Regions from separate parts of the Homo sapiens genome. Here region 2 is linked to region 1. A link is a loop called in an ENCODE intact Hi-C map of the cell type or tissue named here. Cell type or tissue: GM12878. All regions are shown on one strand. Links, peaks and the distances in the headings refer to the core of each region. The heading gives the core; the rest is flanking DNA.

Region 1 (5,301 bases), core at 98-5,097:
TGAACAATGAGAACACATGGACACAGGGAGGGGAATATCACACACCGGGGCCTGTCAGGGGGTGAGGGGAAAGGGGAGGGAGACCATTAGGAAAAATACCTAATGTATGGGGGGCTTAAAACCTAGATGACAGGTTGATAGGTGCCGCAAACCACCATGGCACATGTATACCTATGTAACAAACTTGCACGTTTAGCTCATGTATCCCAGAACTTAAAGTAAAAATAAAGTAAGCAAATAAATAAATAAGACAATTGAGTGATTCCTTTGTTAATCTCTGAGGTACCCTTTTCCTCCCAGTTCTTCCTTTTCATGTCCCTAGCCGTGTCTGGGGTGTTATGATTGAATCATTCTCTTGGAACCATTTCCTTGTTTGACACTCACCTGCCATTTGAACAACTGAAATCTAAAGTCATGTGAAACAACCTCAAATTTGCTATAGCTATTGGATTTGGCTGTTGTCCCTCACTTATGAAGGAATAGCTTTATAGCTCCTACCTGGATTCTGAGATAACGAAACCTGGATTCAAGTCCTGGCTCTGTCACTATTTTTGATGAATGATTAAAGACTTCTTGACACTAGAAGTTCTCTCTAGGTTGTTTGGATGAACTAGCTGAAGCTGGGGCCTCCTCTCCTTTTGCCAGTGAAAGTGGCTATGTCTGAAACAACTTGTCTTGGTAACTGTTGCTCCTTTTCTCCCAGTGGGCAGAGCTGTGACCAAAATCAACTTTCCATAGGAACTAATAAGCAGTGTTGCCAGATGACTGGCACCCAAATTCAGACCATTTAGTGTCCCAGACCAGACTTTATGTCCCTTGTTCATAATTCCACTTTCATCTTGCCCTATAAAGGGGAGAGGAACAGGGGTGGATTCCTCTCTTTAAGCACAGCCCTGTTATGCATCCAGCTGCACCCTGGCCCTACTTAGCTCACCTCTTTGCAAGATGCCCAGAGAATGGGGTAACCCTTCTGCCTGTGGCATACACACCCAGTGATACTGCAGATGTTTGCAAGAGCCCTTGGCTGTCAGCATGATGTTTTACTTTTGTGACCTTTAGTTTCCTCATCTGTGAAAATGGAAAACACAATACAGTCTTCCCTCATATCAGGGGAAGGATTGGTTCCAGGACTCCTTTAGATGCCAAAAGCCACTGATGCTTAAGTCCCTCATATAAAATGGCATAGTATTTGCATATAACCTATGCACATCTTCCTGTATACTTTAAATCATCTCTAGGTTACTTATAATCCATAATACAATGTAAATGCTATGTAAATAGTTGTTCTATATATATATTTTAACATTTGTATTATTTTTCATTTTAAAAACTATTTTTGATCTATGTTTGGTTGACTCTGTGGATGTGAAACTTATAGATAAGGAGGGCCAACTGTACCTCACAGGATTGTTTTCAAAGTTAAATTTATCTATTCCTCATGTGAAGTACTGTTGAGTTACCTCTTATGTAAAAGTTTGCTGCACAGATTAAAATAAATCACCTTTGAGAGAGTTGTGGTGTTATCAAAAGAGCATGGACTTGTGAGTCACATATTTGGCTTCACATACGTTCCAACTTTGTTGCTTTGAGCCCCTGTGACCTTTAGTAAGGTGTGAGCATTAAATGAAATGATATCTATAAAAGGATCAAGTACACATGTGTACATGCTCAATAAATTGTTAACTTGCTTTCCTGCTCCCCTGCCTTTCCTCCTCCCTTCCTCTTTTTTTTTTTTTTTTTTTCCCAGAGATGGGGTCTTACTTTGTGACCCAGCCTGGAGTGCAGTGGTATGATCATAGCTCACTGTAACCTTGAACTCCTGGGAACTCAGGAGCTCAAGGAATCATCCTTCCTCAGCCTCCTGAGTAGATGGGACCACACGTGTGCTCCACCATGCCTGGCTAATTAAAAAAATTCTTTTTGTAGAGTTACAGTCTTGCTTTGTTGCCCTGGCTGGTCTCGAATTCCTGGCTCCAAGCAATCCTCCCACTAGACCTCCCAAAGTGCTGGGATTATAGTTGTGAGCCACCATGCCTGGCCCCTCCCTTCCTCTTTACTTACACGCATGCTTGCTTGGTTGTTTCTTATTCTATTCTTACTTCTCCTTCAACGTTCTCCCTATCTGGACTCTTTCCTCCTCCAACTTTTCCCCTAACTGATATGCTATGTTTTCTCAAACTCAACAAATTCTCAATATGCAGTAGAGAATAAAGGATTGAATCCTTTATTCAATCCTTTAGTGAATGTGGGCCTGGGGCTGGGCGCATTTTCTGGACCTACTACATATGGAAAGGTTGGGCAATGAACATCCATCCTTGTGATAGTTGCTTAAAGTCATCAATAAGTGCAGTAATGCTTACTTCAGTAGCCATCAGATTTGTATGTTTCTGCAAATCTGGGCTGTTCTTTGCTTCCCTCTTCTGGTGAGTTTCTTTCTTTTTTTTTAGATTTCTTCAGAGAACAGCTATAATTTGGAGGGATGTAGTAAACAAGTCAGTAAGTCTAGAGTAGCATCCAATATCTTATCATCTTCCTAGCTCAATTTCTTGCAACTGAGGCAGTATTGTTATTTCACACAATGGACTTGCTGACATCAACGGAGCCAGAAAGACTAGGCAAAATTGAGACTTAGAATTAGACATTCTGTTGAGTTACTAGATAAGCAGAGCCCAGCTGAGATGGTAAGTTCTGTAGGGATAGTGGAGGGACTCTCTCCCTAAGGATCTAACTCAAATGACTTCATGTTCCAAGCAAGTAAGTAAACCAGTAAAGGGGCAGATATACAGTAGGGAGTACTGGAGGCTATGGCAAACTGGGGAACATATGTCTGGCCTAAGGACATTCAAATGTAAACATTTCAAACATTGAATGTGCCAAACCAAATATGTTAGCGGGCTAAATTTGCCCTATGCACCATCAGTTTGCAACCTCCTCAAGACTTACAGAACTTGGTCTCTAGGGAAAACAGCAACAGGTAGTAGTGGTGAGCCAGAAAAGCGGTTCCTAGCAGGAAGGTTCACACAGGTGTAACAGGATAACCTGAGCATGAGTGTTGTTATGGCATGCAATATGGGAGAAGTAAGCCGTTAGTTAACAGGGTCCCAGTTCCACAGATGAGAGTGGCAGGAGGCAGGGCTCAGTGAAGGGCTCTAAGTCCTCTGTGGTGGCAGAGGGAACAAGACAATTTCCAACCAGGAAGGCCTAGGTTATGAATATGGTAATTGTTATGGGAAATCAGAACAAGGATGCAACAAATGGCAAGATCACATATCACTTATTACTGAATCACTTGCAAATTGAATGTAAATCCCTTACAATATTTTTATTGCTTCTTAAAAACTGAGTTTTAAAATAGTTTATTATAGAACATTTAGAAAATACAAAAAAGCATAATAAAAAAATAACTTTTTGGCTGTCCTACCTGAGGAAAGGCAGCACTGTTTCCAAAGCTTGAAGCCAGGCAGGGAATCAAGAACTTCTGTCTTGGGAAGAGGACTTTGGAGTATGGGGACAGGAAACTGGACTAGGAGCCAGAAATGGGCTGGACAGCCTTTATGAATTATCTATAGCAGAGCTGATTTCAGACTATTTAAGATTATTTATCATAATTTTTTATTTGAAAATATTGTAATTAGGATGGCTGGCACGGTGGCTCATGCCTGTGATCGCAGCACTTTGGGAGGCCCAGGCAGGTGGTTCATCTGAGGTTAGGAGTTTGATACCAGCCTGGCCAACATGATGAAATTCCTGTCTCTACTAAAAATACAAAAATTAGCCGGGCATGGTGGTGGGGCCTGTAATCCCAGCTACTCAGGAGGCTGAGGCGGGAGAAGCACTTGAACCCGGGAGGTGGAGGTTGCAGTGAGCCGATCACACCACTGTACTCCAGCCTGGGTGACAGAGCAAGGCTCCTTCAAAAAAAAAAAAAAAAGAAGAAAGAAAATAAACATTGTAGTTAGGAGCCAGAATGTAAAACTTAGCTCTTATCTAGTCAGATCTTTAGTATTCATAATATACCTTCATCTTTTTAAGGAGGTATGAACTATCAGGATGTCAAATATTCATATCTTACCAAAATGCATGTCCTTAATTTCTCTTTCGGGGTTATGGACTATTCTGGATTATATACACTACTGATCTTCCACATTATGGATTATACTGTTTTAGAATAATTCTGGTTTAACTGAATATATGTATAGCGGAGTATGAATCTTTTCAATCTTCAATTATTAGTCTGTTTTATGTAATAGTTGTGGGTCACTGTGTGTGTTTTTAGTATAGGAGTAACTTTTTTTTTTTTTTAAGAGACAGAGTCTTGTTCTGTCGTGCATGCTGGCGTACAGTGCCACAATCACAGCTCACCGCAGCTTCCAACTTCTGGACTCACATGATCCTTCTGCCTCAGACTTCCAAGTACTTGGGACTACAGTCACGAATCACCACAGCCAGCTTGGAGTGACTTTCTAAGGGTAAATAACGAGTCAATTGAGACTGTAATTATATGACTTGGGGCAAAATTAACTGTGGTCAGCTGACTTGTTACCGTATTTAATTTTAATTTTGGAGCTTGTATTCAAAAGCTATTATATGAATATAAGAATAAATGATTTTTTTAACAAAAAAGAGTATTTTAGAAGAGAAACATGATATCTAGAAGAGAAACATTTCAACTTACTATTCTCTGGGCTTTTGTTAAACTACACTCACATCTCTCCTAAAATAAACAAAATCAATCATCCATCATACGCTCATATAATGGCATTTTCAGTGAATAGAGGTATTGTGCAGAACATGTCCCAAAATGTAAAATCTAAGATTTCCCATATGTGGCTGCCACAATAACTCCACTCATGCATTCTAACATCTAATAGTCTAACATTATTTCTATATTTAGTTTTTCTTTAAACTTCCTCTTTTTTTTTTTGTTTTTTTGGTAATTGCCACATCTGCTTTAGCAATTTTGTGATTTTTAAACTTCCTCCTGCAAAAAGGTTTTAAAAACATTTATGTTGCTTGTATAATATAACCATTATCTCTTTGGAAACTTGGAAAAATATAGTAAAATTAGTGGGAAATGGAATTATAAGCATTCTTTTTTTTTTCTTTTGATGGAGTCTCACTCTGTCGCCCAGGCTGGAGTGCAGTGGCACAATCTCAGTTCATTGCAACCTCCGCCTCCCGGGTTCAAGTGATTCTCCTGCCTCAGCCTCCTGAGTAGCTGGGATTACAGGTGTGCGCCAGCACACCTGACTAATTTTTGTATTTTTAGTAGAGAAGGAGTTTCGCCATGTTGGCCAGGCT
Region 2 (5,301 bases), core at 117-5,116, 200 kb before region 1:
CTGTATTACAATGCTTTGGAGTATAAACACATTTTTCTGAACACCTACTATACGTCCAATACCATTCTAGTTAGAAATCATCAATCTGCAAGGCAGGCAGAATCCAAGCTCTCGAAGAGCTTAGATTCCAGGGCATATAAAAAAGACAACTTAAGGCAGGGCACGGTGGCTCATGCCTGTCATCCCAGCATTTTGGGAGGCCAAGCTGGGTGCATCACTTGAGGCCAGGAGTTCAAGACCAGCCTGGCCAACATGGCAAAACCCCATCTCTACTAAAAATACAAAAATTAGCCGGGCATGGTAGTGCATGCCTGTAATCCCAGCTACTAGGGAGGCTGAGGCAGGAGAATTGCTTGAACCTGTGGGGTGGAGGTTGCAGTGAGCCAATATTGCACCACTGCACTGCAGACTGGGCAATAGAGCGAGACTCCATCTCAAAAAAAAAAAAAAAAACACAACTAAGTAATGAATAATTTCAATAACTGGTAAGCGCAAGGGATAATAAAGATGATAAAATATAAGGTGACTGGGGGTAGAGTGGGTAGGGGCAAATGCCTTAATTAGGGAAGCCAGGGAAATGTGGGGGGATTTGAGTTGAGATGTGAATGGTACAACAGAGGGATAGAGCATTTTAAGCAGAAGGAAAGTCAAGGGCTCCTGACATAACCATGAGCTTAATAAGTTCAAGAGACAGAAAGAAGCCAGTGTAATTACAGCAAAGAGAATCAGATGTAGAATAAAGGGAGATGAGATGGCAGAAGGTTAAATTTTGTAGGGCCCTATTAATGACTTGTTATTTAAAAGCCGTATTGGGAAATCTGAAATTTTTTAGAAAGCGAGTGACAACCTGAATGATGTTTTAGAAAAGAGTAACTGGCTGCTGCTGTGTAAAGAATAGAAGTAGGAAGAGACCAACAAGAAAGATGTTACAGGAAGAACTATATTGTAATCTCTGAGGTTGGAATTCAAAAAAGTGCCTATTAGTCCTATGCACTTCTTTGGCATATATTCCCTTTGAGTTCTCCTTTAAAAGAATATAATATCAGTAAGTTTTACCAATGAATTGTAACATATCTGTCAGCTGGAAAAATTATTTAACCACCACTGAGCAAGTCATTTCATTTGAATAATTACTAGATTGCTTTTCAAGTTCATTTTAATCCTTAAAACACTGCTACTTGAAATCACTGAACTAAGGAGAACAGAGGGCTTTAAAACAAGCTCTACCATACATTTAACAAAGTGACATAAGTTGATCCACTTGACCTTTTTGGATCTCAAGCTTCATCTGAAGAATGTTTAAATACGAGTAAATAACAACTACAACAGATACTGCAAATTATAAGGTTATAGCAACTATAAAGGAACTCCATTAGGTACAAAATATTACAAGGTATTATTAAAGATAACTCAGATTTTACTTGAACAATTGCTCATACTAATTAATGAAAAATAATTTTTTTTTTGGCCAAGGAAAGCATTCTACAGTACTTATGAAATTCTGAAAAACCCTACCACCTTTCTTTGCTTCTTCAAATCCGTTCATTAGTTCCTATAACCTACGTAATAATAAAGGCTTGGAAGTACAAATATGAATCACATCTCTAGGTAATCAGGGCTAAAAAAGATCCTCCAACACTACAGAAAAATTATGTTTCAGTTCATTATTATATTGCTTTTTGCTTAACTTAAGAAATTATATATTGTTTTTGTTAAAAAAAAAAAAAGAATATTTGTCCTGGCATTTAAAAAAGTGATACTTAATATGGATATAGTTATTAATTGATATCCATTAAAAGATACCTAGACAAGGGGTTAGCAAACCTTTTTTTATAAAGGACTGGATAGCAAGTGTTTTGGCTTTATGGGCATTTACTTTCTGTTGCAGATACTCAATTCTGCCACTGTAGTGTGAAGGCATCCACAGACAAAATGGAAACAAATGACTGGCTGTGTTCCTATAAAACTTTATTTGTAAAAAAACACTGAAATCCAGTTTCATGTAATTTTCATGTGCCAAAAAATACTATGTTTGTTTTTTCAACTATTGAAAAAACAATGTATAAACCATTTCACTAAAATGTATACACCATTCTTAGCATATTAGCTATATAAAAACAGGTCATGGGTAATATTTGATCTATGGGGAACACCTTGCTGAAGCCTGATCTGAACCATGTTTCAAATAATTCTTAATTAAAATATAGCTCTTTGGTTTTCAAGCAAAGTATATTTTTAAAACAATTTATTATTACCCTTTCAAATGAAAACATACTAGTCTTCATTATCAAAATTTACAATTTCCAACATGTAAGACTTACTAAAACTTTAGGAATTAAGAAAAATGTTTTAAATCATCCTTTATCCATTAACCTAGAGGGAAAAATAAAAGTTACATATAACTTAAATTTATTTTTAACTTTACATACCACAGATGCTCCTCTGCCAGTCTGTGTACTACCAAGCCATGGCATGTTGATTGGAGTGCCAGGATTGCTATGTGTATATGGAGTTGTACCTTGAACAGCTGTTAAATCATCACGAGCATGTATAACCAAGAAATCTTCTGATCTATAAAGGAATGTCAACCAGAATAAAAACAACTCATCATTTCTTTCTTTTTTACACTTGAAAGGTCTAAAATTTGAATTTATAGTTCCCTTTAAAATTAATTTTCTTCAGCTCTTATTTGTAACTCACACACAATGACCTCATACCTCAACAATTTCTGTTCCCTTCACTTACTCTTCTCTCAGTTCCCTTATTTAAAGCTCTTGCCACCCCTCATTTAGCACATCAGCTTCTACTCTGCTTACAATCTATACATTGCTTTAAAGAATCTTTTGAAAGTTTTAGTTCAGTAAATATAGTCACTCATATTGCAACATTACTAAATAGAAACAAACTATGAAGGTACCCTTTGGTTTCCACTTCTATATCATCATCTACCCAAGTGTAGACCTGTGTGGCCAGAATTCCAGAAACATCCAGTTCTTGAACATCATGACTGGAAGCGATTGCTATGCAGTTTCTATTTGCCTGAAAAATAAGTCAAATGGTAATTTTAAAAGCAATAGGCAAAAGAGATAGTATATGAGCTGCTTTTGAAAATGGTAGTTTTGAAATAACCTCTAGCAGTGATAACTAAAGTACAGGATATACAGCATTCTTACTTTTAGTGAAATAATAAGCTTCAGTTTGGAGATACGTTTATGTTCTATGAAAAGTACATCCAATAGAAAGCCAGTATAAATGGCAATACATGCAGCATTTTATTTCCTCTCCCAGTACTGTTTTTCTAGACTGCTAGAATGCTATGATCGCTCTAAGGTATGCACAATTCAGAAATGTGGAGGAAGATGCTGAAAAAGATAGGAACCTGTAGGGTACAGAAAGGTGAGGGCAATAAGGAACTCCAAACTAAAAACATAATTATTAATTATTTAAATAAAACAAACTTTCTCCTAAAGCTTTTCAATCTTAGGCAAAAAAAAAAAAAAGAAGTGGGAAAGGGTCACAGAAAAAAGGTGTAGGGGCAGAAATATAGTGGGAGAAGTATGCCAGAAAAAGATCACAAATGAAAAGTTGCTAAGGTTAAATGACATGAAATTTTAAATGCCTATGAATCAAAAATGTACATCTTGGCTGGGGGCAGTGGCTCACGTCTATAATCCTAGCACTTTAGGAGGCTGAAGCAGGCAGACAGCTTGAGCTCAGGAGTTCGATAGTAGCCTGGGCAACATGGCAAAACACTGTCTCTACAAAAAATACAAAAATTAGTTGGGCATGGTGGCATGCACCTGCAGTCCCAGCTACTTGGGAGAATGAGGTGAAACGATTGCTTGAGCCCAGGAGGTCGAGGCTGCAGTGAGCTGACATTGCACCACAGCACTGGGCACCAGGCATGATACCCTGTCTCAATAAATAAATAAATAAATAAATTAATTAATTAATTAAATGTGTATCTTTGAAACAGAAAACAGGAAGATATTGACAGCAAAGAGAAAATAGGATTACCATTACTGTTATGTTAGATTTTAACACAAACTATTAAGAAAAAACTGAGACCTTAGAAATAAATGAAAAAATGATATAGCTAGATTATTGGGTGGTTATTCTCCATGGGTATCCCAAATTCTGCATGTTTTATAAGTGAGTCATGTCTGCCCTTTTTTCTGCAGTATAATTGCCAGGATGTTTGTATAACTATCGTCTCTCCCTCCAGAGCAAAGGGCAAGTATGCTTACTATCGATTATAAAAGATTTGGGTCCCCTAAACTCAGAGATCCTCTCCTGTAATATAACCTACTATGTGTGTAGGTAAGGTAGGTATCATCTGGCCCTCTTCCCGTCATTCTCTGGAAATTGTGGCTCAGGCAACCAGTGTAAAGTGCTGATTTTCTGGTTATTGCTTTTGCTGTTAGACATAAACTGTCCTTTGTCTCTGATCCAAGAGTCGTATGTCTTCTAACAGCATCCACTAAAATGTTTAATGGATCAATTAAATGGACTGTTTAAACAATCCACTGCCTGCCTCAAACAGAACTGTTTCTGTGGCAACAGAAACAGAAAGCTAACTGTTAGTTTTAATTTAAGGTAAAATCTGAGACCCTTCATAGTTTTTGACACAGGTAGTTCCCAACTAAACAAATGGCAAAAAAAATCTCAATGGCATTTAAAAAAATGCAACTTAAAGCAAGAGGTATTATTTCTCAGCTGCAAATTTAGTAAGGATATTAAAAATAGCATATCAGCTGGGTGCAGTGGCTCACGCCTGTAATCCCAGCACTTTGGGAGGCCGAGGCAGGCGGATCACGAGGTAAAGAGATCGAGACCATCCTGGCCAACCAACATGGTGAAACGCCGTCTCTACTAAAAATACAAAAATTAGCTGGGTGTAGTGGTGCACACCTGTAGTCCCAGCTACTTGGGAGGCTGAGGCAGGAGAATCGCTTGAACCCGGGAGGCAGAGGTTGCAGTAAGCCAAGATCGCGCCACTGCACTCCAGCCTGGGCAACAGAGCGAGACTCCGTCTCAAAATAAAATAAAATAAAATAAAGTAAAATAAAATAAAATAAAATAAATAAAAATAGCAAATCTGGGGAAATAAAAATTAAACAGGCATATTCATAGACAGTAACTTGTAGACTTTATATATGTGAATAGCTATTCATTACCAGTACTTATATATAAACCCTCAAGAAGAAAACAACTAGTTTCTTTTATAGCACAGACTATTTTAAATCATATTTTCTTCAAGAAAGAGCAGGTAATGCAGGTATAGATAATTTTTTTTTGTAG

The links. Peaks named below come from ENCODE experiments on the same cell type or tissue, not always from the same donor. Only the 100,000 strongest peaks of a DNase experiment are listed, where the experiment ranks them.
Region 2: a loop joins it to region 1, with 1.9 times the contacts of the local background. A loop is called at or near these places in 3 of 110 quality-filtered maps.

The regions. Positions count from the first base shown.
Region 1 is chr5:119,019,245-119,024,545 of GRCh38, reverse strand. It overlaps DMXL1-DT (DMXL1 divergent transcript), which reads left to right. Exons shown (of 3, transcript NR_134250.1): 2 at 4,306-4,469. Among named protein-coding and RNA genes, the nearest start is that of DTWD2, 33 kb to the right of the region's middle. In GM12878, for the core only: a CTCF peak has its summit at 2,411 (motif pointing left); a DNase peak (open chromatin) is centred at 2,417.
Region 2 is chr5:119,218,210-119,223,510 of GRCh38, reverse strand. It overlaps DMXL1 (Dmx like 1), which reads right to left. Exons shown (of 44, transcript NM_001290321.3): 36 at 2,918-3,039; 37 at 2,430-2,571. Among named protein-coding and RNA genes, the nearest start is that of MIR5706, 66 kb to the right of the region's middle. In GM12878, for the core only: no CTCF peak of the experiment used is centred there; a DNase peak (open chromatin) is centred at 2,778.